Linked DNA regions of Homo sapiens: regions 2 and 3 are each linked to region 1. The links are chromatin loops, found by intact Hi-C in ENCODE. Cell type or tissue: IMR-90. All regions are shown on one strand. Links, peaks and the distances in the headings refer to the core of each region. The heading gives the core; the rest is flanking DNA. Region 1 overlaps SLC38A4-AS1 (SLC38A4 antisense RNA 1). Region 2 overlaps SLC38A4-AS1 (SLC38A4 antisense RNA 1). Region 3 overlaps SLC38A4-AS1 (SLC38A4 antisense RNA 1).

The links. A loop is a pair of places that touch in the nucleus more often than their neighbours do. Peaks named below come from ENCODE experiments on the same cell type or tissue, not always from the same donor. Only the 100,000 strongest peaks of a DNase experiment are listed, where the experiment ranks them.
Region 2: it touches region 1 in a loop (2.9-fold over the local background); 23 of 110 quality-filtered maps call a loop at or near these places.
Region 3: a loop joins it to region 1, with 2.4 times the contacts of the local background. A loop is called at or near these places in 7 of 110 quality-filtered maps.

What each region holds. Positions count from the first base shown.
Region 1 is chr12:46,467,223-46,478,358 of GRCh38, reverse strand. SLC38A4-AS1 (SLC38A4 antisense RNA 1) reads right to left here. Exons shown (of 4, transcript NR_125380.1): 3 at 8,097-8,206. All of the region lies in intron 1 of LOC124902923 (a long non-coding RNA gene), which reads left to right. Among named protein-coding and RNA genes, the nearest start is that of SLC38A4-AS1, 89 kb to the right of the region's middle. RefSeq lists an enhancer at 4,337-4,536 and a silencer at 7,852-7,901. In IMR-90, for the core only: no CTCF peak of the experiment used is centred there; DNase peaks (open chromatin) are centred at 4,518, 5,288 and 7,118; H3K4me3 peaks cover 247 bases; H3K27ac peaks cover 3,705 bases.
Region 2 is chr12:46,518,239-46,529,374 of GRCh38, reverse strand. All of the region lies in intron 3 of SLC38A4-AS1 (SLC38A4 antisense RNA 1), which reads right to left. Among named protein-coding and RNA genes, the nearest start is that of SLC38A4-AS1, 140 kb to the right of the region's middle. In IMR-90, for the core only: no CTCF peak of the experiment used is centred there; DNase peaks (open chromatin) are centred at 4,354 and 5,024; H3K4me3 peaks cover 1,087 bases; H3K27ac peaks cover 4,930 bases.
Region 3 is chr12:46,397,493-46,408,628 of GRCh38, reverse strand. All of the region lies in intron 2 of SLC38A4-AS1 (SLC38A4 antisense RNA 1), which reads right to left. Among named protein-coding and RNA genes, the nearest start is that of SLC38A4-AS1, 19 kb to the right of the region's middle. In IMR-90, for the core only: a CTCF peak has its summit at 6,714; DNase peaks (open chromatin) are centred at 4,108, 5,528, 5,958 and 8,068; H3K27ac peaks cover 2,814 bases.

The sequences.
Region 1 (11,136 bases), core at 1,135-9,134:
TGTGCCCATTTTAAAGATGAGAAAACTAAGACTATAAGGGTTAAGTGACTTGTCCAGATAACAAAACATGTAAGAGTAGGAATTGAGAGTAAAATCCAAATGTGGCTGGCTCTAAATTCAAGGATCTTAACCACAGATGGGTTGTTCTTGAAGCACTGGACATAGGCTGGCTCACATAATGTCAGGAGAAATGAGAAGCTCGGAGGGAACCCGAAGAAGCCTGGTGTTGGAAGATGGGCACAGGAGGAAGAGTCTCAGAGACACCAGAGGAGCTGCCAGAGAGGAGTCTTGGGAAGGAAAAGGAGCACATCAAGAAGGAGGGAGAGGTCCCAGTTGTGAAAAGGCCCAAACTTCAAGAAGAATAAAGACTGAAAATTTGTTAAAGATGTTGGCAAGAATCATTTCAGTGAACTTATAGAACACTGAGGACTGAGAGTAAAGGAGAGGTAAATATAGACAACTCTCAGGAAGTTTGGCTATGAATCAGAGGGAAGAAGACACAGTCAAGGCAATGTTTCTGCTTATTTATTTACTTGTAAGATAGGACATTCTGAGGGTGACTATATACTGATGTAAAAGTTGATATACTGAGAGAGGATAGTTAAAGGAGCAGGGTTCTTGAGAAGATGAGAGGTGACAAAATCCAGGTAAGAGGTGGGGTGATTGGCCTTGGATAAAGGAAGGAATGCTCTCTTGTTTAATGAGGGGGAAAGGGAGAAAAGGTAAATGCAGAGACAAACTACAAGGCTCTATAGCAAGATGTTGCCAGAGCTCCTCTCTGATGGCCTCTTTTTTCTCTAAGACACAGAAGGAGAGCTTGTGCTGTGAATGAAGAGAGGGTAGGGAATGTGTGGAATTGCCTCCATTAAAAAAAAAATAAACAAGGTTGTATTTACATTTGGATGAGCATAAACCCTCAGAAGCCTGTTCCTAGTTTTCCAAAAATCAGAAAGCCAAAACTTCTCTCCATCACAGGGCACCGCAGGAATGGAAAAGCAAAATGTTGATAGATACGTACTCCAGTCAGGTGAGAACAGAGGAGGGAGCGGACCAGGAAAGCCGGATTATGGGGCAGCACAGAGGATCCAGTTGAAGGTGGAGCCCATGAACTTCTAGTGACACCAGTCAGCAAATGTCCTGGAAATGACTGGAGAATCTCTTACTCTAATTGGGCTGTTTAACACATCAGGACTTCAGTAATAAGAATCTTACTTCATCCCTCCTGTGAACACTTAAAGCTGAAAGAAACAAACATCCAGCACAGACTAAAAGAAAAATACAAAAACATAGCCATTTTATGGGACTTATTGGACCTTCAAATGTATAAAATCTAAAGCAAAGTTGTAGCCTTTTGGCACCACCCTCATTTGAGCCTTATGCATTTGTTGGAAGTTCCCAATCTTGTATTTATAGGTGCATAAGATGATGTTAGTATTACTAGATTTATTTGAAGTTAGATAAACATAAACCCTCAAAAACCTGTTCAGAGTTGTCCTAAATCAAATTTTTAAATGCCCTCTATCACTGTGTAGTGAGGTAACAGGGATACAAAATATTGACATTAATTTCATTCCCAATGGCAAAAGCAGGTTCTTATTTTTCTTTATCTGAAATGCTTGACTGCTCCATTTATACCACCATGCTCATAGCCACTCACCCCCACTCTGTTCCAATAAGTCAATATTCTCCTCTTCCCATAAGTCCCCTAACATCTCTGCAGAGCCCCCCAGTGCCTTTATTGCAGACACACGGGCAATGGAATGTGCCCTCCAGAATCCAGTGTAGCTCTACAAGGCAGGGTTACACCTGCTCTCCAGCCACACCCTGCCTAGCCCAGGGCTGACCTAAATATAGAGCTCAGTAGACATGCTGAAGGTCCTCACAACCATCTGGTGGGAAATGCTGGATCCCTACCTCACTCTACATACCCCCAAAATTCCAGCTACACCAATGTCAGAGACATGTGAGCCAGAGCAACTCCATCTTGAATAGGAGCTGGGTAAAATAAGACTGAAACCTATTGGGCTGCATCAAATTAAGGCTTTCTAAGTCACAGAATGAGCTAAGAGGTCAGCATAAGATACAGATCATAAAGATCTTGCTGATAAAACAGGTTGCAATAAAGAAGCTGGCCAAAACTCACCAAAACCAAGATGGCCACGAGAGTGACCTCTGGTCATCCTCACTGCTTACACTCCCACGAGTGCCATGACAGTTCACAAATGCCATGCCAATGTCAGAAAGTTACCCTATATGGTCTAAAAAGGGAGGCATGAATAATCCACCCCTTGTTTAGCATATCATCAAGAAATAACCAAAAAAATGGACAACCAGCACCCTCAGGGCTGCTCTGTCTATGGAGTAGCCATTCTTTTATTCCTTTAATTTCTTAATAAACTTGCTTTTGCTTTGCACTGTGGAATCGTCCTGAATTTTTTCTTGTGTGAGATCCAAGAACCCTCTCTTGGGGTCTGGATCGGGACCCCTTTCCTGTAACACCAAGATTTAAAATGGAAAAATAAAGCTATAAGAGTACCAGGAGGGGAAAAGATTGAAGAATTTTTTCATAACCTCAAAAAAGTGGAAAAGGCCTTTCTAAATTTTTCCATAAAATTCAGAAGCTATAATATCAAATATTAAATGCATTTGACTACATAAAAAATAAAAGTTTCTGTATACCTCAAAACATCATAGGTAAGATCAAAAGAAATTGTACTTTACATGACAAACTAAGGACTAATTTATTCCCTGAATAAAGAGCTACTATAAATCAATAAAAAAAATTAAAGGCAAAGGATTGGAATACCCACAGAAAAGGAAAAAACAAATGACTTAGATTATAAATAGGCACTATACTATTCATAATAAAAAAGATGTAAATTTAAGCAGATCAAAATATTTAACAAATTGTGTTGGCAAGTATTTATAGAAACAGGCACATTCTTGCTTTGCTGGTGGGAATATGAATTATTGTAACCTTTTGCAATTTGACAATAATCACTAAAATTTAAAGTACACATATTGTTGGAACCAGAAATTGACTTCTGGGTATTTATCCCATAAATATATTCCCACAGATGAAAATGCATCTTTGTAATAGCAAAAGATTAAACATAACTAAATGTCCCATGGTGGAAGATTAAGACAATATTATTAAATATTGAGATGGGAAGATCTCCAAGACATGGTTAAGGGGAAAATAGTATGGTTCAGAACAGTGTATAGAGTATGCGATCACCTGTATTAAAAAATATATACACATATCCTTATATATGCATATGATTGTAAATATGCAACATACCCCTATAAGTATATATAAGAAACGAGTAACAGTGATTGGGAAAGGAATAAGATGGCTGGAAAATAAAAGAAAGAAGGATATTTGTATTCAACATATTGTATGTGCACATTTTGAATTTTTTAACAGCTGCTAACAAGTTAAAAATATCAATATCCAGCAAATTAAATGAAGATACCGCCAACTCACATACACATAAAGCTCACTTAACAGTATACAACTGTGGGAAGACTGATCAATGATCAGTTGAAATCACCTCCGAAAGTTTTTCTCTAAATATGAATTCTGGGCTGGGCACAGTGGCTCACGTCTGTAATCTCAGCACTTTGGAAGGCCGAGTCGGGCAGATCCCCTGAGGTCAGGAGTTCAAGACAAGCCTGGCCAACATGGTGAAGCCTTGTCTCTACTAAAAATACAAAACTTAGCTAGGCATGGTGCCTCATGCCTATAGTCCCAGCTACTCGGGAGTTTGAGGCAAGAGGATCGCTGGAACCCAGGAGGTGGAGGTTGCAGTGAGCCAAGATCAAGCCATGGCACTCCAGCCTGGGCGACAGAGCCAGACTCCGTCTCAAAAAAGAAAAAATAAATAAATAAATATGAATTCTGGATGAACGCTTAACATTCTTGTGTGCACAGAAAGCACACATACAGTGGTAACAGCACCATTGCTCCTGCGGAGAGGAACAGAACAATTCAAATCACTGATGTATGAACCTAGGAGCTTCTTTGCAGGCCATGATTATGTGATTCTGGCTTAGTTCCCATCTTAATTAACTGCTATTTTAAAAAATAATTTGTAATGATATCATTAGAAAAATTAAAATAAAGAAAAAAGTCCCTAAATGGTCCTGAGTCAAACTTGAGCTCTGGCCCCACTCAAGAAGAGAGAAAGCGAAAATGGCCTCTGAGATAAGTTTGAGTCTGGTTAAAAGCTTGCTCCTAAAACCATATTTAGACCCTTGGTGTACTGTTTGTCATCAAAGAAATCTGGCACATTATGTAGAAGAGAAGGATTAATGTGACTACCAAGTAAACCTAACAGTGAAATCCAGCCATGTTACTCAAGTTGATGAATGATTTGGAGTGCTGGTACGCTATTGTAAAACACAGTTGACTGTTTACAAGACAGAGCAATTTCTTTTCTTACATTTTCTCCTCCAGCATTTCTGAGCAATTATATTAGGAAGTGGCTGTTTACCCTGGCAGCTGGGCTCCGTATCTCCACCACTGGAGAGGCAATTCCCCGGGCTACAAATACCCGGAGAGCTGACTCATTACATAAAAAGGAAGTTCTGTTTGGTAAAAGAGTTTAAAGAACACACTTTAAAACGTGCATTAAACACTAGTGTTAATCATTGCCAGAAAGGACGAGTAGGCCACAGGCGAGTTGGTGAACTTAAACCCAAACTTATTTTGATAAAATTTGGTACCTTGAACTCTAGATCTTTTATGAAAACTGAGGTTGTAGGCCCAGCACTAACAAGAGTGTCAGGAACTTTCCATTTCCATTATAATTCTAATAAATTTATTAATATTTTAATGTGATAAGTATGACACTTCTCTTTGTTTCCTCATCTAAAACAATAAGCCTGGCATACTTACCTATATTAGGGGTGATGATGAAATTCAGTTAACTATGCCTAACACCGTATAATCCCTGGCGTGGATAGTTCGAAAAATAAATATCTTTTTCTTAATTGTAGGCAAAAATGAGAAAATAGAAAATATCTATTAATAGTTTCATCTATCATAAAATTTTATAGCCATAAAAGATATCTAAGGGGAGTGTATATTCAGGGCAACTTGAATCTATGCTACCTGATTGCAATATATATCTATATGTCTAGCAACTATACTCACAAATACATATGTAGTAATTTTTTCCCAAATTGCTTGTACATTTCCTTTCTTTTCTATCATAAGACAGGAAAAAAAATTATCTCTGGACAATTCCCAAAGTGGATGCATTTTTTTCTTGTCTGGGCACACAGCCAATAGAGATTAAACTAGGAAGGGAATTGATATGACCGTGGGTGAGTATATTAACCCCTCTGGATGCCAGTTTTCTTCTCTGTAAAATAAAAACTGGACTAATAAGTGGTTTTCAAACCTCAGTATATTTTAGAGTTACCTAGGAAAGCAGATCTTGGCCATCAGGTTAGGATCTGTGCATTGGTATTTATTTTTACAAACTCCCAAGATATTCTGATGTACACCAAAGTTAGAAAATTCCTAAATCCAAGCATTCCTAAAGTCACTTCTGGCTCTAACAATCATCAATCTTTTTTAAAACATACCTTCTTTGCATATATAGAAAAAATTTTTTAAGTGTAAAACTGCAATTATATACATACTTTGGGGACATTTTTTCTCTTTTCTATTTTTGTGTGGCTTGCCCTCCTGCTGATACTCCCATGGGCCCCACGGTAACAATCTATCAGTGATCTTCATAAAGCACGCAGGGGCCTTCCTGGTCCCTTATTCTAGATTTGGGATGCTGAATCCCAAACTTCAAATGTATTTTTTTCATCTAACTGAAAATATCAATTATGTGCAAATCCTCTGTTTCCTCTCATTCTGTCTCCCTTACCACCATCCAGATAACCTCGTTCCAACTGATTCTGCACAATCACGATTGTCTGCCTCAGTGTCTCCAGGGTGAGCTCAATGCTTGGTGGGCACTTAGGAATTGTTTGTTGACTGACTAACTGGCTTTGGAAAGGGAGAAACTCAATCTTTTCTGCTGATTGTTTGCTGACTCTTAGTGGGAGGTTATCTTTACTAGGATATCTTTACTAGGAGTAAGAATATCAGAGATGCATGGAAGCAAAAAAGCAGTCGAAAGCCAGAACCCAAGTCTTCCATGAGTCCACTGAACTCTCTCAATTCACAGGCAAATGAGACTCTGAAATTGGACATTGCATATATAAAAATAAAAGGAAGAAATAATGGTTTCCTCCAAAATAGGTAAATAGAGACCTACCAAATAACACACACCAATCCAAATAAATACCATGTGGAATTTGATAAAAATTGTTATGCTTAGTCTATTTGATTATATTTGTTAAATTTTCAAAGAAATTGGATCAAGTAGAGAAACTGAATGTATTGTATGGTGTTCTATTTGAATAGTAACAAGAATAATAAAGCTAATTTGTAATTTGGAACAGGCAAAAAATTAATAAAATTTTGCTCATGGGTGGAAATCTTCATGAGACTGAAATTTCATTCATTTGCTCATGGAACCAAGCATGGGGAAAAATGTTCCCAATGAATCACTATGGATGAGAAGCTGAGATATGATTTACCACCTCACCTCCCCATACAATACATTAATGGTTCCCTGCATGTTTTACTTTATGTTCATCCAAAACACCCAGATTAATAACCAAGCACAAGAGTGTATATAACATCACATTGCCCATCTCTGAGGTGCCAGGAAGGATCGTGCCAAAACCGTCAGGAAAATGGATTGTGCTGCCTCCCTTGGCAATACAAACCAGTGTGTAATAACCCTCTTAGTCAGTTTACCCTTCTGTTGCCATTAATGTAGATTACAAACTTAACTAAGAATGCAGCAAAAGATCCAAAGATCAAAAAGAGCATGGATGACTACACACCCTCAAATCTATAAAAAAAAATTAATACAGAGCATACACATCAACCTGTTCTTAAAAACACTCTCAGAGCTGTCACATGTGCTAGATAGTTCTCCACAGAGAAGACCTTGGTCTTCAGGATGTCAGGCAAACCTCCTGACTCAAGCACTGAAATAAACACAAATCACCATTATGAAGTCAAATCTATAAACAAGCTTGGAAACCAATCCAAAATCCCTCAGATCCACACCTATACACTCAGTGACTCATGTCTATGAGCCATGGTGACCATGCCCAGGGTTGGGGTCAGAAGAATCAGGGGAAGTGCAATAGCAAGGGGACTCTTCCACAGCCTTTTTTGAGGGTTCTTCAGTCCTGGCTAACTCTGCATTCCATTTATGATGCCTATGAGGAATACAAGAGGAGCTTCAAATAAGCACTGGGTATATGAGCCTGGAGCTCACCGAAGTCAGAGGGGGATGGACATGTGGGAGTTTTTAGCATGTGGGTAACCATAGCAAAGCCTTGCAAATTAATAAGGGCCCCTTTAAATAAAAAAAATTTCCATTATAATTTTGGCCAGCCTTCCCAAAATAGACTTTCTGCATTATTATGACAATATTTTAATTTTGAAATTTTCATAAGATTTACTCTGTTGCAAATTAGCTGTTAAAACTTACGCAAGTCATTTAATTAAATTATTAGGCTCTTAGTTTCTTCATCTGACAAGCTTAGATAAATAATAATTATAAACTCTAACTTCAAACGTTAATCTGAGGATCCAATGAGAAGACAGATAGAAAAGCACTTAGAAGATTTAAAACATTATCCAAATGAGACGTTTTATTTCTATTAGGGTTTTTAAATTTTTTAATTTTGAAATTTGTCATAAGATTTACTTTGTCAATTCCTCCTAACAGTGTCGATTTCTCCTAAGCTTGCCTTTCAGTCTTGGTGTTTGGCCTTTGGGACCAGTCCTCTCCTTCCACCTTTCACGCCCTGTCTGGTCCACATCTGTATGAACTACACTCAGCTGGTCGATGTTACTTTCCTACCCAACCTGCTCCTAGAGGAAAGTCAGGGCTCACAGAGGCTCCCTCCAAATGCACAGCCATCAAGGAGAAACAATATTTGTCACCTTGGGCTGCCATAACAAAATACAGACTGGGTGACTTAACCAACAGAAATTTATTTCTCACCATTCTGGAGGCTGAAAGTCTGAGATCAGGAAGCCAGTATGGTCGGTTTCTGATGATGCTTCTCTTCCTGGCTTGTGGGCAGCTGCCTTTATGCTGTGTGCTCACATGACCTTTGTGTAAGAGAAAGCGTGAGAGAGCTCAAGCACTCATGTCAGGACCCCACCTTTATAACCTCATTTAACCTTAATCATTACTTTATAGGCTCTATCTCCAAATTCAGTTTCATTGTGGGTTAGGGGTTCAACATATGAATTTTGGAGAGACACAATTCAGCCCATAGCAGACAATGCAGACAATGAGAATACTCTAAAGCTAATCCCAGAAACAAAAGTGACCTGAGGAGATTTTATTTAATCCAATATGAATTTGCTCTTACCTTCCACTCTTTATTTCACCTGCAGGGTCTTTCTCATGAAAGTGGGATGAGGGTATGCAGTATTCTCTTCACAAAATGCAGTCGCATTTTAGAAATAGAATTACTTGCAAATTCAGACAAAAGCCTTGGAAAGGTACTCCCCAAACTATAAACAATAAAGAGTTCCCAGGTGGAATTGGTAGAAAGATGGGGGAGACGGGGGGTTGCTATTATGGTGTTTTCTATTCTACATACTTTATATTATCCATTTTTATATCATGAGACTGGACATGTATTACTTTGCAATTGAAAAGAAAAATAAACTATGAATGGAAAAAATAAATTGAACTAAAATGCTGACATTTAAGGAAATGTGTTGTGAATATCAAGTCTAAGGAATAAAAAAGTTGACTTTTAGCATGCTCTTTAAGCAACTCTGAATCACACTCCTGAATTCTCCTACTTGTTTTTTCTATGATTTTAAGCTGGAAATAGATTCCTTAAAAACTTTAATAAACTATTCATTGTTAATAACAACACACAAAAAGTTGAAAATCTTTAGAAATAAGCTTGCCTTTTTAAATTATATCTCTTATTTCTTTGCATATTATTTTAAAGAATCTAATCTAAACTTGTATTTTTTTAAAGACTTGGCAAAGCATAAGATTATTGTCAAATTATTTAAGAATACCTATTTAAAATTATTTAAGAATACCTATTTAAAATAATATTTTATGTGTTGTGGCTATTTTACATTATTCTAAGTCATGTAATCACACATGACATGAAAATTAATGAAGAGGGGTAGATTGAGAAACAACTCATCTGGCTCATCCGTGGATCTCTGATCAGGTGATCCCTCTGTCACCAAGGGTAACTCATTTTTTCCTGACTAGAGAACAGTCGGTTTCCCTATATGTAAAATAGGGACTGTGAGAATTTAGAAAAATTTGTCCTCAGCAGAGTACGTCCTTGAAAAACTTTGACTGCTCAAGAGAGTCCTATACGTAGTAGGCATTCAATAAATATATAGTAAATAAATAAAATTGGTAAAATTACTAGCCACACTTACAGACAAATGACATATTTAACAATTAACCTTCTAAAAATTGTAACAGCTAAAAAGATACTCTTTCAAAGACCCAGATTTATTCTTAATTGTACTTTTTTTGCTAGATTCAAGAAGGATTGGGAGGATGGAAATCAACTCTTAGATTATCAGAGCAGGCAGAAAAGAATCAGGAACATCTTCATAAGCAAAAATCCAATGAATGCTTTTTAATTGAATTAAACAGTCTGGAGTTGTTTAAATAATTTCATTTATTTTAATGTTCCACTATTAAACACTGAAAAAAGTGCAGCCACTGCTCCTCAGGACGAAATAGATTTCTCCTACCCTTTGAACTCAGCCAACTTTCTCCCAGTATATTTTTAGTCTGCACAGGAAATACTAAAGACTAAGGAAGTTGGAATGTGACTGACCTTTTACCTGTAATGATACCAGCAATGCCAACATTCGCCACCAGTGACGTGGGGATAGAGATGACAGGAACTCTTTGCTACGGAACTGAACAGCTTCTTTTCACTTGAGTTGATATCTATCCCTGTAGTTTTGCAATGTCCTATAATTACTTTAGACATCACCCATTTTAAAACAGGGTATGCCACACTTTATAATCCACTCCACTTAAAAGAAACCGTAAGAGGCCGGGCACAGTGGCTCACACCTGTAATCCTAGCACTTTGGGAGGCCAAGGCGGGTGGATCACGAGGTCAAGAGATCAAGACCATCCTGGCCAACATGATGAAACCCTGTCTCTACTAAAAATACAAAAATTAGCTGAGCATAGTGGCGCACGCCTGTAGTCCCAGCTACTCAGGAGGCCGAGGCAGGAAAATTGATTGAACCCGGGAGGCGGAGGTTGCAGTGAGCCGAGATCACACCACTGCACTCCAGCCTGGTGACAGAGCGAGACTCCATCTCCAAAAAAAAAAAGGAACCATAAGAATACTATCATAATGCTGTTACCCTTGACTGAAGATCCAAACAGATTGGTGAAATGAGGCTCTAGGAAGATTATCTGCAGTATATGCAGCCAGATCGTTCTCTATACTTTAACATGGGGCCTCCCTGTGCAAGGTATCTTGTGAGGGTAGCCTGAGTAAAATGTCTAAATCATTAAAATGTCTGGTCATTTAACATGAAGCAATTTATCAACACTTTGGTCACTAACACTTAACAGTGCAGCATAATTATGCTTTCAAAGCCTTTCACACTCAGACATTAAATAACTTTGGTCCCAGTTCATAGAAAACTTTATAAAATATTTCCTTCCTTCATAGTTGTAAACCAACAAAAGATGACGACATCATCTTCCTTTATTCTCATTTAATTGTATGAATCAGAATCAGGCTTTTCATTCATACCAGGTAATAAGTATCCAAAGGCACCTACAGACATTGTGCACATATTAATTGAGAAACATAAATTTTTCTATTACTCCAAAGTTTCCTTGACGGGATTCAGAGGTAGCAATCACCAAGTTCTGCTGAGAACACCTCCCAAACTGCTTGTCTCCCCTCCCAGAGCCACTGCTCCTGTGGTCTAAGCTACCACCATTGCTTGCCTAAATTACTGCAACTGCCCACTAACCATCCCTCCTCTAATGTATTCTCCATTTCACC
Region 2 (11,136 bases), core at 1,018-9,017, 51 kb before region 1:
GTATTACTATCTCCATAGTTTTGCCTTTTACAGAATGCCATATAGTTAGAATCATACAGTATGTAGCCTTTTCAGATTGGCTTCTTTCATTTGGTAATATGCATCTAAGATTCCTCCATGTCTTTTCATGGTTTGATAGCTCATTTCATCTTAGCACTCAACAATATTGCATTGTCTAGATGTACCACATTTTATTTACCTATTCACCGACTAAAAGATATCTTGGTTGCTTCCAAGTGTTGGCAATTATGAATGAACCTTCTACAAACATCTCTATGCAGAGTTTTGTGTGGACATAAATTTTCAACTACTTTGGGCAAATACCAAGGACAGTGACTGCCAGATTGTATAGTAAAAGTATGTTTTGTTTACTAAGAAACTGCCAAACTGCCCTCCAAAGTGGCTGCACCATTTTGTGTTCCCACCAGCAATGAATGAGAGTTCCTGTTGCTCCACATCCTTACCAGCATTTGGTGTTGTCAGTGTTCTGGATTTCGAACATTTAAATAAGCGTGTAGTGGTATCTGTTGTTTTAACTTGCATTTCTCTGATGACATATGATGTGCTGCCTCACTTCACATGCATATTTGCCATCTGTATATCTTCTTTGATGAGGTGTCTGTTAAGTTCTTTGGCCCATTTTTTAGCTGAGGTGTTTGTTTTTTATTGCTGAGTTTAAAATATATCTGTATATTTTGAATAACAGTACTTTATCAAAGATGTATTTTGCAAATATTTTCTCCCAGTCTGTGACTTGTCTTCTCATTTTCTTAGCAGTGCAGAAGTTTTTAATTTTACTAAAATCCAGCTTACCAATTCCTTCATTTATAGATCATGCCATTGGTGGTGTATATATAAAAAAAAAAATTGTTGCCAAACCCAAGGTCATGTAGATTGCCTCCTGTGTTAATCTTCTAGGAGTTTTAGAGTTTTGCATTTTACTTTTAGGTCTGTGATCTCTTTTGAGTTTATTTTGTGAAGGGTGTAAGAACTGTGTCTAGATTCATTTTTTTTTTTTTTTGCATATTGATGTTCATGGTTCCAGCATCATTTGTTGAAAAGACTATCTTTGCTCTACTGTATTGCCTTTGCTCTTGTCAAAGATTGGTTGACTGTATTATGTGGGTCTATTTCTGGGCTCTCTATATGAACATGGAATCTCTCTCCACTTATTTAGTTCTTCTGTGATTTCTTTCACCAGAGTTTTAGTTTTCTTCATAGAGCTTTTGTTCATATTTTGTTAGATTTATATCTAAGTATTTCATTTCCTTGCATGCGAATGTAAATAGTATTGTGTTTTTATTTTAAATTCCATCTGTTTATTGCTAGTATATACGAAAGCAATTGACTTTTGAATATTAAGCTTGCATCATGCAACCTTACTATCATCACTCAGTTCCAGGATTTTTTTTATTTTTATTTTTATTTTTTGCTGATTCTTTCAGATTTCCTTCACAGACAATCATATCATCTGTGAGCAATCTTTTATTTATTCCTGATCAATCCATATATCTTTTATTTCATTTTCTTCTTTTATTGCATTAGCCAGGACTTCAAATATGATATTGAGAAAAGCAGTGGTGAGAAGGAATATCCGTGCCTTGTTCTTGATCTCAGTGGGAAAGCTTAAGTTTCTCAGCATGAAGTATGGCATTAGCTGTAGGGATTTTGCAGGTATTTTTTATCAAGTTGAGGAAGTTCTCCTTCTCTTCCTAGTTTTATGAGAGTTTTTATCATGAATGGCTGTTGGATTTTGTCAAATGCTTTTTATGAATCTATTGACATAATTATGCAATTTTTCTTCCTTAGTGTGTTGATGTGGCAGTATTCCATACAATTCCTGGAGAAAAGTTGTATTCATACATTGCATTCTGTAGCAGTACTACCTGCTGGGTTGTCTACCTGTCTCCTGGTTAACTGCTTTTGCTAAGAAGCCCAGCTCTCTCTGTACCCAGGAACACCCAAAGGCATTTTGTTATCTAACCCATTATCAGAACAAAACTTCTACTATTATAGATTCAGTTGGTAAATAATACTCTCCCACACAAGACTTTAGACAAAAGGGCTAGCACTCTCTTTTATAGCTTCCCTGGTGTCCTAAGCCACAGAGCAGCCCCTGATTTTGCCCTCATTCAATTTTTAAGTGCTTCTAAACTTACTAGGCCAGAGTAGAAAAAGGACGGTAAGTAGTTTCCATTCCTCTACCAAAACCAGTCAATTAGTAGAGCTTACTAGAGCACTACGTTGAAAGAATTCTGAGACCTGGTCTAGGCTCTGTGGAAAAGAGGGCATATCATGAACCTGCAAGAGATTATCTTTTTATATGCAGCAATTCTCAATTTGATTTAACTATGATACCCTCTTTTCAAAGAACTTATCTTGGGAGTAGTTTTTACAGAATACAGTTTAGAAAATGATGTGCCTCACATTGTACACTGCTCCATGTCTCAATAAGCTCATCCCTGGAGTCACAAAGGAACATGGCACATTGTGTAGCAATTCATACAGTTGGAGGCGTCATGATCATATATAGAGACTGTCTTGCCATTAAAAATAAACCAACGTGTTTTAAGATTTTGCTGACACTCTTTGTAGTAAGACATCACTCTTTATGATGAAAACTTCAGTCCCTGAGCTCTCCTCACTTATTGTATTCCCAATGGAGAGACTTATATTCTGGGGAAACCTTCATAAAGATTGACAAATAGAGAAATTTAGGACTTTTCTACTTAATTAGCAGAACACAAAGATGTCTCTAGAAATTTTTCTCAACACAATATGATTTTTCCAATGAAAATCTGAAGTGCCCAAAAGAGAAGAGTTCACTTTTCAGAAGTTCACACATGGATTAGTCCCTGTCATGTAACATTAGATTTGCATGTTTCGGTAGGTCAGCTGTTAGCATTGCTACTCTGGAGGGGACAGAGCAGGGGGTAGGGCCAGCGGGGTGGGGAGGTGGCCTCTCAGCTGTTGCATTTGGCATTGCACCTGTGCGCCTACTCAGAGCTTTTTGAAATGTGGCCCCATCCAGAATACTTCTAGTTACTTGAATGCTGGCAAAGATAAATACATTGCTTTTTAGTTTTGAAAAAAAAAAATGCCCAAAGGCATTTTTCTTCTTGCTGATTTTTCTTCTTGGACTCTAAAGAACACTCCTTTTCAACTTTTCTGGAATGTAGACAATCCTGGGAAAAGTATATGGATTTATTTTCCACCTTTTCTTGGCACCCTCCAACTGAGCTTTATTCTTTTCCCTAGCAAAGGGGTCCTAAACCCACATGCCCAGACAACCCAGACGACCTGAACTTTTCAGTGAATCTATGCTATCCTCAAATCCCGGACCATGGCTGCCCTTCCTGTGCCTCTCTCTTCCCATTCTGGCTTAGTGTCTCGTCTTCTTTCTTTCTCTCATCCAGACCTCTAAGTGAAACTTCTTTCATTTTTTAATTGTTTGTATCCTCTTTATTATTTTTAGCATCTCAATCTGGAGAATCAGCGAATGGTAGCAGAACTTCCATGGACATTGGTGTCAGATAGACTGAGTCTCAGACTCCAATTTAGCCACTGTCTGGATTTGGGCAAGTTATTTAATCACTTTAAGTTCCTTCATCTGTACAACAGATATTTTAATAGCTAATTTGCAGGGCTTGTGGAGAAATAAATGTGTGCAAAGGCCTAATGGTAGGTGCTAAATAAATGGTACCTCTTATTGTTGTTACTTTAATTATCATTGCTTCAATCTGCTGGCGACTGCTTTCTGTGGACTTCCCCTCCTCGCCATGTTGCTGTCCATCACCCTCTCCCTTCTCTGTAAGGGGCACAAAAGCACTGATCCAAAACCTGAATTGCTGGTTCTCTTGTCTAAGACCATTTGGTTACTGCCCAGGGAATAAGAGAAGCTCCCTTCCCATCCACTTGGCACAATGGGTCACATTATTTGCTAAAAGGCAACTAAATGAGACCAGGAGACTTTGTCATAATCAAGCTACCACCTCCCCCAACCAAAGTGAAAATGTGAAGACTTTTGGGCAAGACCAGGAGCGAGGACTTCAGGTGTTTATCAATTACTTCAAGGGCTAGGCCCTATTCCAGATATCTCCACAGCAACAGACCTTCTTTTGCATTTTAACTGTAGTCAGTGACTCCAAACCATTCCTCCTTGGGGAGAACATGAAGAACTCCTTGTCTGGTTTAGGATTTACACATCTGGGGAATCCTTGTCTTTACTAACCTGTTCCAGCTGCCCTGGTCCAGCTCTCCAGAGAACTCAATGTCACATGGGAGAATGAGGCACAGCTGCAGCTTGCAGTGAGCAGCTCCGCCAGGCAAACAGCCACCTCCCTTGTCAGAACAGAGAGAAACACCAGGCCCCTGGGGCTCTGTGCCAGAGGAATTTAGAATGTATTCCCCCTCTTGGGTCAGCCACTTCCCTGAGCCTAAAGGACTTCCCACGCCTGCTTTTCTCTGACCTCCCTGAGGAGTCACAGTTCCTCAACAAGCTAGCCACACTGATTTAGCATCCTTACCCACATGAACTATCTCCTACCCCTAGCCTCCTCCCATCTCCATCCCCAGTCTCTTTACTTGCTCTTTCCTATGCTTGGAAAAATCTGGCATAGTCCTTCCCATTCTGACCTTCTGCCCTGAAAGGCACAGATGGAGAAACACTTCTTCACTGAGCAATTACCTTGACAGCAGCCACATTTGGGGAGACAAGTAGAGACACCACCAGTTTTTAGGACTTCTCTACTTCTCCATAATTGGGTCCTTGTCATTAGGACTAAATCACCAAAACTGCCAGCAGCAGGGTGGTCAAGTCTCTCAGGAAAACTGTACTAGATATTCCTAATCTTTTCAAGAAAACCTGCTCTGCCCACTGGTCTGAAAGAGGCAGCTCTATCCTCCCATATGATCTTAACTGCATGGGCCATGACTGGATCATGATGAACAACTGACCAAAGAGAACTCAATCCGTTAGCTAGACAGTGGCTTATGACTCATGTGGTCCAGCTCAAACAGATGAGCTGGGCCAATCAGACCCTCACAAATTGTGTATCAAGACACACACAAGCCAGTTGCTATCAGTGCTGTCGGGAAGGCCACTGGAGTCATACGCAAGGTGAGTAAGCAGAGGAATTTGGTCAAGACGGGGCGGGAGGGAACAGAAGCATAGACAGAGGCAGAGATGGGAAGGCCACGATGATATGAAAAGATAGAGTAGCCCAGCTGTGCCTTCTAGCTCCCAGCCCCACCCTGTGAGGCTTACTCTACCTTTCATCTTTGCCCTATGACTTTCATTCAGTCTCCTTCTGGCGGAAGCTAGTTCAAACAAGGTTTCGTTTCTTTACAGTCAAAAGAATCTTAATGTAAGCAGTTTCTCCAGAATAGCTTCCTGTGTCTAAACATTTTTCCGGACGTGCTGCATTGTAGTCTGAGTCTCCTGTTAGTCAAAATAATAAATATAGCCATCACTTTCTGAATGCTTTCATTATGCCAGGCAGTGTGCTAAGAGCTTCATACATATTATCTCATTTTTTCTCATAGCGATGTAGTAGTAGTATCCCTGTTATACATGTAAGAAAACTAAGAATTAGAAAAGCTATGCAAAATTGCCCAAGGTCATGCACTTTCTAAGTGGGAGACCCAGCATCTGACTCTGTGCTCCTAACTATCCTTAGGATGTTGTCCTTTGTACAGTCAGACTGGCAGGATTAAGCATTGCAGCTGCAACCTGCAGGAATGTGGCTATAGGCTCCACAGGCCCTCCTGGGAGGGGCCAACATCCTAATGCCGTAAACCAACAAGGATGTCCAAGGTGGGACTAAGAATTATAGAGGCCACCACAGACACTGGTCACAACACCTACTCTCCCACCAGTGGGTCTCAAAAAAGATCAGAAGCATAAATCCCTTTTCCCATCTCCAGCTCATTACAGGATTCCAAGAGGAAATGTGAAAATGAAAACATGTTAGGAAGCCAGGCGCGGTGGCTCACGCCTGTAATCCCAACACTTTGGGAGGCCGAGGCAAGCGGATTACCTGAGGTCAGGAGTTCAAGACCAGCCTGGCCAACATGGTGAAACCCCCTCTCTACTAAAAATACAAAAATTAGCTGGACACTGTGGCATGCTCCTGTAATCTCAGCTACTCAGGAGGCTGAGGCACGAGAATCACTTGAACCTGGGAGGCAGAAGTTGCAGTGAGCAGAGATCACGCCACTGCACTCCAGCCTGGGCAACATACTCCACCTAAAAAAAAAAAAAAAAAAAAAAAGCAAGAAAGAAAGCAAGAAAAGAAAAAAAGAAAACATGTTAGGAAAGGCAGATGTGACTGCAAACTTACCTACAGCCCTGATGATTTTTTGAGGAACAATTCCTAAATATATTAAGTAATACAGAGGTAAACTTGATTTAAAAAAAAAATCTCCTTTATTTATCCCTTGGTAACCCTAAACATATTTTTAAATGAACATTTTCTAAATATAATGTCCTGGAGATTATTGTTAGGCTTCTGCTTCACTGATACACAATTCACAAAACTTATTTGTACAGGAAAAGATAAAAATCAATGCAGGTTGACAGTTAATAAAGTATAGATGGCAGCATGATATTTACTAAGTTGTCCAAGCCCCAATTCTGATCAAGCACTATTAGTTATCCTCCAGAGTATCTGCTAGGATAATAGAAATGACATTAAAAAAAGATGTCGTATTCAATAACACATTTACCTTTCCGGGACAGATAAATGACTGATATTGGGGGTCAGTGTATAACCCTCCTATGGGAAGAAAGACAATGATAAGTGCAAATAGCAATTAAATGTGCTCTAGAAGTTGTTGTGGTTTTGTTTTGTTGTTTTTTTTTTTTAAACTGGAGCTGTAATTACAGGGCTACTAAAGATGTGAAGTATATAGTTAAGGTTTTGTCAGCACTTTTATTGTAATACTTAGTGAGATTAGTCATTTTAGTTGTTCCCTTTGTATGCCAAAAATGGAAGACAGCTGTTTGTGCACTAAAAACTGCTTTTTAAAGGATAGTTCTCTCTGGTTATCAAGCATATTTTGCCATCAGGGAAACATATTTTAAAGCTTTTGCACTGTCAAAATGAAGTGTGTAGGAATGATTGCTTTAGCTGTTACTTCTAAATAACGACAGGAAGATCTAACATGTGGTAATACTGCACAAGGATGATACAAAGTATCTGGCTAGATTCACAACTATTCCAATTACTATCTCTTCCTGCAAGATGTATTTCTGATGGCACTCATCAGACCCTGAATTCATTCCCTGAGCTTGAGAGTGCTACAGAAGTGTTTAGGGCCAGTTCTGTGGCAGCCCTCATGGAAACAAAGAAAAGCCTAAGGGCTGGTAACCTGCATCACGACCAGCCCATCACCCAAGAACACAGCCAGCTTCTTTTGCAAGGTTGTACCTGTTAGTCAATCAAATCTAAATCTGAGAGTTGTGACTGACTTAGACCTATTCATCTTCCAAAGTATAAACCTTAAGAATTTGTTTCCACTAGTGCATTAAATATTTGCCATCTAACAGACCAAAAAGCCTGAAGCTTAACTAAATTTTAAATAAAGCTCATGTGTATCATTTGTTCTTAGTTGCAACATGTCAAGTTACCAAGAGAGGTAATATTTATCTCTCTTCTGTGGATGTTTTGAAGATCAACATCTTTTTTTTTCCAGAGGCACTCAATTATTTTTTTTCTCCTATTCAACCTATAACCTAATAGGAAATCTACTGCGCTGCTTTGCAGAATGAGTTTTTTTAATGGTCCTGACTCTTAAGGTTTTACTGTAGTTACTGAGTAAGACCTAAAAACATAAAACAATTAACCAACACTAATCAATGTACTAAAAGACGTCTGTGGCATGGATGGAGAGGTACAGCTCAGACCTGCTTTTAAGAGAAGAGTCACTGCCCATCTGTCAGGGCTGTGGGGAACAGACAACCTCCAGCTGTTAGCCTCTTCAGCTTGCAAGCCAAGGTCACACTCTTCTCAAGGTCACACTCTTGCCCAGACAGTAACTGAGCAAGGCAGTAGTACAGGACCTGGCCATTTACACCCAATGAGTGCTCCTCTAACAGGCTCTCTGCTACAGGACTCTTCACTGGACTGGCAGGAACTTTATCAGATCTGCATGCCATTTGATGGCTCCTGTGCCCAATCCTGCTCTTTTTCTTTCACCGCAATCACTTCTCAATAAACCTATTGCAGTCCTAACTATGTCTCAGAGTCTGCCTTCTGGAGATCCTGACCTGCAACAGGGTCAAAATATTAGCCAAAGTCAAGAAGGGGTTGGGACCAGGATTCTGCCATTATTAGAGGTGAAGAGGGTTTGGGAGAGGTATTAAAGTTCACCAGGGGAATTGTGACAATTAATGAGCTTTGAGCCCCACTGCCTTAAATGATACCTGCACGTGGAAGGCCAGGGAAGATCAGGAACCAGTGAAAGAGAGTTCTGATAAGACCACTCCAGTGTAAGTTAGGGAGGAAGGGCACTCGAGGAAGGAAGACGTGGTTCTCCACCATTCCTCTCCTGAGAAAGAGAGCTTTATAGTCATATTGTGGGCGAAATTCATATCTTGCACTAAGAAAAGTTCAATTGGAGTCCTAGCTCTCTCACTGATAATCCGTGTGACATTGGACAGGCCACTTTACTTCCCTGGATGTCCTTCTTTCACTAGGTCTGATGCTGATTCTCCTGCCCCCCTCACAGGGCAGTGATGTGGAACCAAGTGAGACAGTGCACAGAAAAGCATTTTATTGGCTGAACAGCCCTGTGATAACTACGAGAGGGTAAGGTCTTGTTACCATGGTACATATGAAGGGCTAGGAGGAAGAATATAAGATGGTGGCCAAGGGGTACCACCACCACCTCCTTCAGACACCAAGGGAGGGTGTGCAGAGCTCATCCCTTCTGAGGATGTCCACTCTCCCACTCCTCAGCATTGGACCCGAAGTCTAAGGACTTACGCTGTAGATACATTTAGCAAATCTCTTCCTTTTCAAATGTGTATCATTTATTCATTTTATTATTTTCTTCCTGACATATTTATAATTTAATCTGGTAATGTTAGGACAAAATATACACTCAACAAATATTTGGGCTGAACTGAGTTGATCCCTTAGTTTATTCTAGAGGTCTTTAAATGTTTTGTGATGCTTTCACAAGCTGCTTTTTAATATGGTAACGGACTGTTCTTTATATTAGAGTGAATGTCACTAGGTGTTAAAGAACATATTAGCTACCACATTCAACAGGAGAGAATAGCTTAGGACTGCAGGAAAATAAATATTCATAGCCTTTAGCTTGTATTTCATGAATTTTTTAGAGACAAAATTACCTGTGACGTTGTTAGTTCCTATGATGTATAAATTGCATTCTGGACATAGGGGTGGGGAGACAGATAATGCCTTTTATTTTGTTTTTGTTTTGTTTTTCTTTTTTGTGTTCAGTGTCTCTTTCCCAATTTCTTCTGATAATAACACTCCCACTTTGGGCAGAGACTACACTCCCTATCCCCAGTTAGTTCTAGTGGAATTGCCAATCACAGTAACTATGGTTGGCCAGGATGGGCCCACAACCAGGATGGGCTCCATCATGGCACTCATCCCCCTGGTCTACGTGACTGACCCAATAAAGTAGACACAACTCAAGCCAGCTAATTGAGTTAACTTATAGATGGACATTTAAAAAGTGGCATTCTTTTCATGCTCTGTAGGATGAAGGGTGGGCTGGTGTAAACTTACAGCTACCTGGGGTCAAACTCCTCCTTTTCCTCACCACACAAAAGTCTGTGTGCACTGGGAGCAAATGAGGTCAAATTCCAAAAGCAGAAAAGAGGCAACAAAGGAGAAAGACAGGGTGATGGGGGAGGAGAAGAAAGAAAAAGAGGCAGGTTTAGAGAGAGGGAAAGAAGGAGAAGGAAAGAGACAGGGGTTATAGAAAGAGAGGCAGAGAGATGGTTATAGAGAAGAAAGAAGAGAAAGGGTGTAATACAGAAGAGGAGTGAGGGAGAAGAGGAAAGAGGACAGAGGGAGTTCAAAAGAGAGAGAAGAGGAGAGGAAAGAAAAGAAGAAAAGAGGAAAGAAGAGAAAGAAAAGAAAAGATGACTGAGAACAGTGTATAAATATACTACAGAATTGACAAAGTGAAATGTTTCAGTATTATCATGTTGACTTACTTGCTAAACCCCAAAAGAACACTGAGAAAGTACATTTTGTGATTGAGAAAATAACATACTTTTCTAGACTGGAGGGTACAAATAATCACATAGCAATTTTAGGATCATTAACTTGAAAACTTTTGAAACACTACACAAAATGAGCGACATTACTATTTTTCCACATGTGATTAAGTAATTAGGATTCTTCAGTCAGAAACTATGTCCCTGTATTGCTGTAAGTGCCTTCAGCATAGCAAGTAAACAATGTTGTGAAATTAACGTGGAATGGATGGACAGAATAAACACAGTGAAATTTGGAGGTTCTCGAATCACATCCCCAAGGCTGCAGCTAAGGCATTACAACAAAGTGAGAGAACACATCTGTCTTTGGCTTTCTCAGCCTCCTCTTTCTGGACACTTTTGTCCCTTTTTGGTACCCCATCCCCCAATATTTTTCCCACCTCTCATATAATAAAACCTGCCTTCAAAAGACAAATTGACACTCCTGATAGTGTTGTAAAGGGCCAGTAGAACTTAATGGTCCATTCTTCATAGGGTCCTTCTAAGGGTCATTTTAAAAGGAGAACAAAGAAGCAAAGTTTTCAAGTCACAAAAATAAATATTTAATTCTGGAATTTCTGGCCTAAGTTAGCAAATGCTGGGAGCATTTGGGAGGATGGCACAGGAAGGAATGGGCCTCCTGGGACTCCCCTGGTCACATGGGTGGCTATCTACATGCTAGTCCTGGGTGCCAGTAACACAAAGTCAGGGTTCAGGCTAAGAATTTCTAAAATTCTGACCACTGGGCCCTCAAAGGAAGCCAATCTGCTTACATCTGATTTCAGTTGCTTATGTTTTGCATTTTTCTTGTAGAAAAATAAAGAGTTATTTTGGTCACATTATGCCACTGAAATCACAGAATGTTTTCCAATGCTTTTAATGACCACCCTGAAAAG
Region 3 (11,136 bases), core at 1,832-9,831, 70 kb after region 1:
TATCCCTAGGCATCCTTCCAGCTCAAACATTTTCTAATTCTGGGATGTATGAGGCTGGAGATGACAGGAGTCTCAGGAGCAGCCCCTGCAGCCTCTATCCTAGTCAGGAGCCCCTTCTCAGATTTGGAGGCCCAGCCCCGGCAGCTGTAAGGCCTGGGGCTAGGAGGCTGGCATCTGCCCTCCTCAGAGCCAACATTGGCTTCAGCAGGGGAGCAACCTTCTCTCAAGTGATTTTTCTCACTTACAGAAAAATCCTATCTTCCTCACTTTTACAATCAGTAACATTCACCTGTCAGCACTCACTCCTATCCCAGCTTCTCCACTTAGTAGATGTGTGACCTCTCTGGGCCTCAGTTTCCTCACCAGTAAAAAGAAGACACTAATGACATCAATTGCTGTTGCAAAGATTGAATTGGTTAATGCATGGAATGTGTTAGAACAGTCCCCAGAATACAGGAAACACCGGGTGTATTATTATTACTGCTGGTAGTAGTAGCGTTCTCTCTCACCAACACAAGGGATCCCAACACTACTATCTTTCCCTTATCTTTTCACTTCACTAAGTTTGGAAAGTATGGTTCTGATTCCCACTTTAAGAGCCCCATTGGACTTCACAAAGCCTCCTGCCAGTGCTCTGAGACTTTCCGGGAAGGTTTTCATTTTCTCTTGACAGGAGGCACTCTATGTGGAAAAGTGTCCTTGCCACCTCTACAGTATAAATAACTATCAAATGCAACTAAGAATCATAAACATGTCAGTGATTTGATTCCATGGATTTACATCATAATTGAGATAGTCAAGGTCACAAATAATGGGCTAAAGGAAAACAGCAGCACCATACCAACAATCCTGAATTTTCTCCAACTTTTCTTTAATATGTACTTTTTAGCATTTTAGAGTCCTATAGAGTGCCTATGTTTGAGGAATTAATTCCTCTCTGATAACATATATATTTTGAATAACACCCCAGTTACAGATTGAATCAGGGTGACAACAGGAAATGGCAGAAAAATAATGGTCTAAAATATTCCCAAACCCAAACCTCTTCTATCAGAAAGAGGTGTAGAGCTGTGATGAGTAAGCTACCACATCGCTCACTTCTGCCCACAATATCCAGTAATACTCAAAGGCTGTGGTGTTGAACTAATATTCTACCTACGGTTAAAAAAAAAAAAGATAATAGATCCAATCATTTAAATTATTTTTTGCCCAATATTTGACAACTTTACAAGCTCTAAAATGATATGTTCCAATCACTGAAGGTTTTATTTTATGAGATTCTTTCATTTCAATACATATCATGAACTAATTTATCCTTGTTCACTTTAAATCTAGAGACATTGTTGGACCAGGCAAGGTAGATGTGGTCAGAATCACTGAAATAGAATGATTTACTTAACACTGTGCACATTCTTCATGGGGTGGGGGCACGCATCTTCATAAATAACTGGAAAATCAGAATAATATTATAATAAACAATTTATTTAAAAATTGAATACCTTTACCTTAGTATGGGTGAAGTGGGAGATGTCAGGAGACAAAGTCTTCCTGGTGGTATATTGGTCCAGAGACAACTCTGTTCTCACCCTATCTTCCCCAGTGGAGGGGTCTAGACATGTGCAAGTGGGTGGGGAGGGAAGATGGTGTCCTATCACTACCTCAAATCAGTATACCCAAAACCCAGAATATTGTACAATCTAAGTTCACTCAAGTCTCTTCACTCAAGTTCAAGTGAGGTAACCCATCTCAGACAGTGATGTAATCCATCTTGTACAACATCCAAAGTGTGGTGAGGAGTGTTATCTCTAGACTAACTCATTCCTCGATACTAACTATGGGAGTGGGGCTCAATCCCAGACTTTTGGGAGCCCCATATCTGTGTCCATACCATCAGAGGTCAGTGAGTGACTTCCCCCTGCCATTTTCTTCCTTACATTCTCTTCTTATCTCTCATAGTTCCTCTCTCCCTGAAGTTTCCACTCCTCTGGTGTCCTGGACACATGAATGGATTTTTATTTATACTCATTATCTGCTCCACATGGTTCTGTTGCTAGATGGGGAAGATTAAGATGTCTGTGGGTGGAGGTGCTGGGGGAAGGGTTCCTCACAACAATGTGGTCTCTGAGGGACACCAGGTTAAATCACAAAGGTTAATCTCTTGCTGGTACAATTGTCCTACCTTATCAAGCTAAAGAGGCTCAGCCTCTTTCCCAGCTTTAAGTTGTAGTTCAAAAAGCTGCCTTCAGTTTCCATACTACTCTAGATAAAGTAGCTTCCCCAACCCTCTCTATCCCATTAATTAAATTTACTTTATTCTTAGTATTTAACGTTGGGTAAAATTTATATTGGCTTTTTTCCACACTAATTGTCTCCACGCCGCCCACCCCCCACTCCCTGCCAACCACATTAGAATCTAAGAATTCTGATAACATTTGTATTTTGTATTCACATTCACTAGAATGTGAATATCTTTAGGATATTCACGGCTCTATATGCAATTCCTATAAAAGTGCCTGGCACAAGATAGGTACATTCCAGACCTGCATGCCCAATTGTCTATTGGTTTATCACATGGGCATCTCAATCACAACTTGGACAAAACTGAATTCTGGAAAGCTGTACTTAGAAAACCCATTCTTCCTCCTATATTTTCTACCATCTACCATTTTCCCCAGCTAGAAAACTGTCATCCTTTAATTACTTGTTCCCCTTTCCCTTTCTTCAATTCCCCCACATTCCTAATTCTTCCTCTCCTTCCTCTACATCCATCTCACCTCCCCACATCTAACTGGCGTCCAACTCGTGCCAATTCCTCCTCAATCCTCCCGCTTTCCTACCTTTAAATGTTACCACTTCCGTGAAATCTTTTCCTTACCACTACTGTTAGTAGCTTTGATCTCTGTGCTTCACACCATCGTGTCTCTTCAGTGTTTTTAGGTCCTTTTAGGGTTTCACACTTTTTTGAGATCTGCTACAAATCATGGGCCCAAGAAAATCCATTTGCACTCAGACTTTTACATAAAATGACAGCACTCTATATTTCAAACCCTTTACTGTAACATGCATCATGGTAATTGTGTTATATTTATTTATATATCTGTCTTCTTCACTAGAATGTAAAAAGTTCTAGGACAAGTTTGTACCATGTTATCTTTTTCATAAAACTCCTTTGTGTATAATGCTTAGCACAAGGTACTAAAAATCATCAACTTACTGTCTACTGCAATATTTAGATGTTAGGTGAAGACAGCATCTTCCAAATAGTCATTTGAATATCACCCTCACAATTTTTGCCATATCTGCTACAACCTGTCCTATTATTTACTTAACCATTTGTGTAGATTGTTTGTAAAATCTTTATCAAAGATTATTCCCATTTCTGAACATATGTGTCATTAAACCCCCAAAAAGGTGTTGAGTCTATTTCTCTTCCCCTTGAATCCAGACTCGTCTTGTTACTTGATTTGATCAACAAAATGTAGCCAGAGTAATGCACTGTGACTTCTAGGTCCGGGCCTTAAGAGACTTTGTACTTTTCTTTTTTACTGTCTTTGGAGCCAGCCATGATGTTAAAAAGCTCCACGTGGTCTCTCATCACTGGGAAGTGATGAGACACCACTAAACAGGGAGAGGCTTGACCACCTGCAGCCATTCTGGCCACCTCAGCTACGTTGCCAGACATGTACGTGTCTTAGTCCATTCAGGCTCCTGGAACAAAATACTTTAGACTGAGTAATTTATAAGCAACAGAAATCTATTGTTCACAGTTCTGAAGGCAGGGAAGCTCAAGATCATGGCACCAGCAGATTTAGTGTCTGGTGAAGGCTCTGCTTCATAAATGGAGCCTTCCTGCTGCATGTTCACGTGGCAGAAGGGGCAAACAGGCTCCCTCAAGCCTCTCCTATAAGGGCACTAATTCCATTCATGAGGGCAGAGCCTTCTAAAGGTCTCACCTCTCACATTGAGTCTTCAGTTCCAACATTTGAATTTTGAGAGGACACCAACATTCAGACCACAGCAATGAATAAAGCTATTTTGGTCCTTCCAGCCTCAACCAAACTCTCGAGCCACAGGAATGACCCCAGCAGACCTCATGGAGAGAAGAATTGCCTAGCAGAGCCTAGCCAACCCATAGAATCAAAATAAGTCATTGTTTTTTAAACCAGTATGTTTTGGAAGTAGTCCATACAGCAACAGATAGCTGATGTGATGCCTTTCTTTAAAACATTTTTTTAAACTTAAGTCAGTGTTAAAAAAATTTTTTCTCACTTCCATAAATAGAAAATTACTATCACTTTCCATAAAACTAACCACAATGAAAGAAGAAACAAAGTAATGTTATTTACTTCTAGCCATACTCCTGCCTACAAAAGTCTCTGTGTTCCTTCCAAAGGAATATCCCCAAATGTCAGAGAGATATTAAAGATACACCAGAACTAAATGAGGACTGCCTCCTTGGTGTGAGTTAAGCTAAAAGGAAATGGAATGAAAATAACATGCTCAACTTTGAAATTTGATAGTATTTAATGCTGTCTATCACCAAAAACCATTATCTTGTAAAATAATACAGGTGGTAAGCAACTACTGCAAAAATTGTGAGGGTGTTACTCAAATGACTGATATTTGGAAGATGCTGCATTAACCTAACACCTGAACACTGAGGTAGGTAGGCAAGTGAGTGGTCAGCATTTTTACTACCTTCTATGCATCAGGCACAATGCAAAACAGAAAGGGGTGTGGATAAAATATACAACATAATGTACTGCTGTGCTAGAAGTGCTTGTACTCTAGTGGAGGAGACAGGAGTATAAATAGTTGTAACACATTAACCATGGTAAATGTAACTATAAAAGATTTAAAATACAAAGCCCATGGACTCAGACATTGTCAAGGACATAAAATCCCTGACATTTTGTGCAAATGTTTGAGGATATATGGATATTCTGGGCCCATTACTTTCATTAGATTCTCAAAGTTCATTGGAACACATTCTGTAACATAGGAGACACCAGAATAATTATTGCATGGTATTGTTGGTTCTTGGTTCTTGCCTGGGCGTTCTTCTTTAGTTTGTCATTTTGGAATCATAACTGTGGCCTCCTCTTTGTTCTTTATGATTTTATACTTTTCTCACATAGCTGTATGAAAGTTATCTTTAATTCCCTGATGACCAAACTCCCCTAAAGGTCTCTACCACATTTTAAGCTCTTTGAAGCTAGAGACATACCATACAGCTTCCTGCCTTCTACTATAAACAAACATCTGTTAAATGAAGAATAAACCTTGTAGAACTCCTGCAGGAAGTTTTCCTGCTGTCTAGGACTGATTAAAAATGTTTTCCATTGCTCAGACTATGAACACTGAAAGTGTTTCTAATCTGAAATGTGTACATAATAAAATATTTGGAAAAAGGCACCAAGTTCTTCCTGCAATGTGTTATGTGTGTATATTCACAAACGTCTGTCTGGACTGGCATTTTATGTCTAGGCCTGTTTAGGTCAGTGCTGAATACTTTAAATGGTGTGGGGACTGTGTTTATTTACATACTGCATAAAGCAGCCATTGCAATGTTATTCACACATGGGGCCTCTGGGCTTCTCCCGAGCATGAAAGTGCTGCTGTTGACATTTATGCTTTTCTCAGTATTTCTTCTTTTATCCTATTCTTCCAACATAGCAATTTTGTCTTCCTCTGGAACTGAAATTCGGTGAAAAATATAGGCCTCTAAAATGTTAGTACTTTCATCCTTATTTTTTTCAAATTTTTTAGCTATGCTGTGAACTAAATGAGCTGAAGCCTCCACTATTCAAAGTTCTTCAAGGTTTGACATTTAAATTTATTCTAAAATAGTTTTTGCATGAAAAACCAAGAAAGGGAGGATTGTGGTTTTTACCTTGGCATGGAATTTTATGAGTGGGATAGAAACAGAGTAGTGGTGTTGAAGCTGTCTGCAGGATTTACTGGCACTGATTGGGAACAGGAGCGGCCCAGTCTCCAAACAAGCCCATAATTCATATGACTAATTCTAGCTTTTGCCTTAAGCCTCCACCCCAGCCCCCACCCCGCCACACACACAATCAGCATATATGGAAATGTTAATAAAGTCATCATCTTATTCTCTTCAAAATGACTGATTCTTATCACACCCATGCCTCAGCATTTCCAGGTGGGAAGGGGGCCTTCAGGACAAGAGGTTGCAAAGGGAAGCAAATTCAAGTGAGAAACCCTGCAAAACTTTCTGGGAGGTGACAGAATTAAACATCTCTCATTCCGAGACGTGTTCTAGTAGGCATGCTTCTGAGCCATAAGAGCATCCATATTATGGCTTTGAAAATATTTTATATACACATTCTCAAACACTCTAAAACTTTATTTTTTCTAAATTCTTTTTAACCTCTTCTGTTTTTAAGGCAAGTTTAAGATTCATCGAAATATATTCTTTGGTTAAGTGATTCCTATTTCAATATGTGAAACACCATTTTCATCCATCTATATACCTCTGAACCTTTTTAATAATGCCTCATTATAATTAAGAGTTCAGACTGGTTAGCCATAACATGACAATCATCTACAGAGACTTAATACACTATGTATGTATAACAGAAAACACCTACTACTTGGAGTGTACAGCTCACCTAATATAAAGTAGCAGATTTTAAGGGGAATGCATTTTACAGTGACTGCCAGATGCATGCCAAAGCCCCGCCTCCAGCGGCCCAAATAATCATTGCAATGACAGCCCTGGGAACAGCAGGGAGAGTTGTTTTCAGGCTAAACCCTCACAATTTTTCTCTTACAGCTCCTTCCAAAAGGGAACAAAGCAGCTCTGCGTGTGTGTGTGGGTGTGTGTGTGTGTGTGTGTGTATACGCCCCTACACATGTGTGTATGTTTTCTGTTTTGAGTGTAGAAAGTACTAGAAGTAGATAGTAGATAGTGCCTGAGATGCCAACATAGGCAAATGAAGAAGGTGGAGTAGATATGGAGAGGATTAGCCCAGAAGTCCTACAATGGCTTTTTCCAGGTTCAAAAAGTCTCTGATTGGGGCAACTGAATGTGCACATAAACCCTGCTTCTCCCCAAATATAATGAGCAAAAGGGAAAAGCGGAGTGCTGACTTAAAGATGGAGGAGGATGAGCAGACAGCAAAATGTGGTCAGAGTGCGGTCCCTCAAAGGTTATGAGGAGAGAAGGCTCCCCAGTGCTCCAAGCCCCTTCTCAGCAAATGGGGCAAAGGCCATGTGCACATTGTACACACCTGGAGCTCCCCTCCATCTGGTAAAAGGCAACCCTGTGCACCTGAATGGACATCAAATCTCTGAAGAGACTGATCTAACATTTATCAGTGTGTGACCTTATGTTAATGGCTAAGCTGGTCTCAGCTCAAGATTTTTTAAACTGCAGAATGGACATAAATGCAATGCTATGTTACCAAAAGAAAGTGGTGAGGACAAGAAGAAAGGCCTGGAAAGAGCCCATGTCTGTGTGTGCCCATGAGGGGAGAGTGAGAGGGCTGGCCTTTCATGCAGCACACTGGTGCACATGGCACAAGAACCACGGACCACACTTTCATCTGTCAAATGTACTAACTGCCAGCAAGAGGCCTGATGAGCCAGAGTGGGTGCCTATGTTCCAATCCATGTATATATCTCTGTGTCCAAACACCTACCGTGTCTCCTCCTGTAGCCATGGTTGAATAGCTCAGGCTCTGAGCTAAGACCCATCCTGCCCCTTGTGCACTGGTGCCCATCCTTCTTACCGACTTAAAGACATTGCTCCAGCAATTGTCCACCTGCTCTTGTATCATCAAGTTGTTATTCTCTACTGGATCATTCCCAGCATACAAATGTGCTGTCATAATTTCTTCCACTTGAAAGATTCTTTAAAACTCTCCTGGCTCCACATCCTCCTTCAGATATGACCCTATTTCTCTTCCCTTTTAGAGTAAAACTCCTCTAAAGTGTAGTCTCTACTCTGCCTCCAGTCCAACTACTCCCATTCCTTCTGGAATCCATTCCAAATAGCTTTCATCCTCATTACTTCATCAAAATAGTTCTTGTCAAAGTCATCAATGACCTCCCTGTTGCTACATCCAATAGTCAGTTCTCAGGCCTCCTCTCCCTCACGTTGTCAGCAGTACCTGGCACACTACATCACTCCGTCTTTTTTTTTTTAAACTTTCTTCCTTTTAAAACAAAAAAAATTTGGAGAGAGGGTCTTGCTCTGTTGCCCAGCCTGGAGAGCAACAGTATGCTCATGGCTCACTGCATTTTCTTTTCATTTATTTATTTTTTATTATACTTTAAGTTGTAGGGTACATGTGCACAATGTACAGGTTTGCTACATATGTATATATGTGCCATGTTGGTGTGCTGCACCCATTAACTTGTCATTTACATTAGGTATTTCTACTAATGCTATCCCTCCCCCTTCCCCCCACCTCACGACACGCCCGGATGTGTGATGTTCCCCTTCCTGTGTCCAAGTGTTCTCATTGTTCAGTTCCCACCTATGAGTAAGAACATGTGGTATTTGGTTTTCTGTCCATGCGACAGTTTGCTGAGAATGATGGTTTCCAGCTTCATCCATGTCCCTACAAAGGACATGAACTCATCCTTTTTTATGGCTGCATAGTATTCCATGGTGTATATGTGTCACATTTTCTTAATCCAGTCTATCATTGATGGACATTTGGGTTGGTTCCAAGTCTTTGCTATTGTGAATAGTGCTGCAATAAACATACATGTGCATGTGTCCTTAGAGCAGCATGATTTATAATCCTTTGGGTATATACCCAGAAATGGGATCGCTGGGTCAAATGGTATTTCTAGTTCTAGATCCGTGAGGAATCACCACACTGTCTTCCACAATGGTTGAACTAGTTTATAGTCCCACCAACAGTGTAAAAGTGTTCCTATTTCTCCACATCCTCTCCAGCACCTGTTGTTTCCTTTTTAATGACTGCCATTCTAACTGGTGTGAGATGGTTATCTCATTGTGGTTTTGATTTGCATTTCTCTGATGCACAATGATGATGAGCATTTTTTCATGTGTCTGTTGGCTGCATAAATGTCTTCTTTTGAGAAGTGTCTGTTCATATCCTTTGCCCACTTTTTGATGGGTTTTTTTTTTTGTAAATTTGTTTAAGTTCTTTGTAGATTCTGTATATGAGCCCTTTGTCAGATGAGTAGATTCCAAAAATTTTCTCCCATTCTGTAGGTTGCCTATTCACTCTGATGGTAGTTTCTTTTGCTGTGCAGAAGCTCTTTAGTTGAATTAGATCCCATTTATCAATTTTGGCTTTTGTTGCCATTCCTTTTGCTGTTTTAGTCATGAAGTCCTTGCCCATGCCTATGTCCTGAATGGTATTGCCCAGGTTTTCTTCTAGGGTTTTTATGGTTTTAGGTCTAACATTTCAGTCTTTAATCCATGTTGAATTAATTTTTGTATAAGCTGTATGGAAGGGATCCAGTTTCAGCTTTCAACATATGGCTAGCCAGTGTTCCCAGAACCATTTATTAAATAGGGAATCCTTTCCCCATTTCTTGCTTTTGTCAGGTTTGTCAAAGATCAGATGGTTGTAGATGTGTGGTATTATTTCTGAGGGCTCTATTCTGTTCCATTGGTCTGTATGTCTGTTTTGGTACCAGTACCATGCTGTTTTGGTTACTGCAGCCTTGTAGCATAGTTTGAAGTCAGGTAGCGTGATGGCTCCAGCTTTGTTCTTTTGGCTTAGGGATTGTCTTGGCAATGTGGGCTCTTTTTTGATTCCATATGAACTTTAAAGAATTGTTTTCCAGTTCTGTGAAGAATGTCATTGGTAGCTTGATGGGGATGGCATTGAATCTATAAATTACCTTGGGCAGTATGGCCATTTTCATGATATTGATTCTTCCTATCCATGAGCATGGAATGTTCTTCCATTTGTTTGTGTCCTCTTTCATTTCCTTGAGCAGTGGTTTGTAGTTCTCCTTGAAGAGGTCCTTCCATCCCTTGTAAGTTGGATTATTAGGTATTTTATTCTCTTTGAAGCAATTGTGAATGGGAGTTCACTCATGATTCGGTTCTCTGTTTGTCTGTTACTGGTGTATAGGAATGCTTGTGATTTTTGCATATTGATTTTGTATCCTGAGACTTTGCTGAAGTTGCTTACCAGCTTAAGGAGATTTTGGGCTTAGACGATGGGGTTTTCTAAATATACAATCATGTCATCTGCAAACAGGGACAATTTGACTTCCTCTTTTCCTAACTGAATACCCTTTATTTCTTTCTCCTGCTTAATTGCCCTGGCCAGAACTTCCAACACTATGTTGAATAGGAGGGGTGAGAGACGGCATCCCTGTCTTGTGCCAGTTTTCAAAGGGAATGCTTCCAGTTTTTGCCCATTCAGTATGATATTGGCTGTGGGTTTGTCACAAAAAGCTCTTATTATTTTGAGATACGTCCCATCAATACCTAGTTTCTTGTGAGTTTTTAGCATGAAGGACTGCTGAATTTTGTCGAAGGCCTTTTCTGCATCTATTGAGATAATCATGTGGTTTTTGTCTTTGGTTCTGTTTATATGATGGATTACATTTATTGATTTGCGTATGTTGAACCAGCCTTGCATCCCAGGGATGAAGCCAACTTGATCGTGGTGGGGAAGCTTTTTGATGTGCTGCCGGATTCGGTTTGCCAGTATTTTATTGAAGATTTTTACATCGATGTTCATCAGGGATACTGGTCTAAAATTCTCTTTTTTTGTTGTATGTCTGCCAGGCTTTGGTATCAGGATGATGCTGGCCTCATAAAATGAGTTAGCACTCCCTCTTTCTTAAAGCACTCGGCATCTAGGCCATCACTCTGTTCAGAACCCCAAAATGGTGTCCCATCTCACTCTAAATAAAAACCAAAGCCTTAGAATGGCTCAAAAGGCTTTCTTTGATTTCTTTTCTAGGAATTCTCTTACTCTAGATAACTACAGAACTCATTCCCTCAATTCTATTAGCTCAAATATGACCTTATCAGCCTGTGGGTCTTTCCCTAATGTCCATATAAAATAACCGCCTCCTATTTTGGGAGGCCAAGGTGGGTGGATCACGAGGTCAAGAGATCGGGACCATCCTGGCCAACATGGTGAAACCCCATCTCTACTAAAA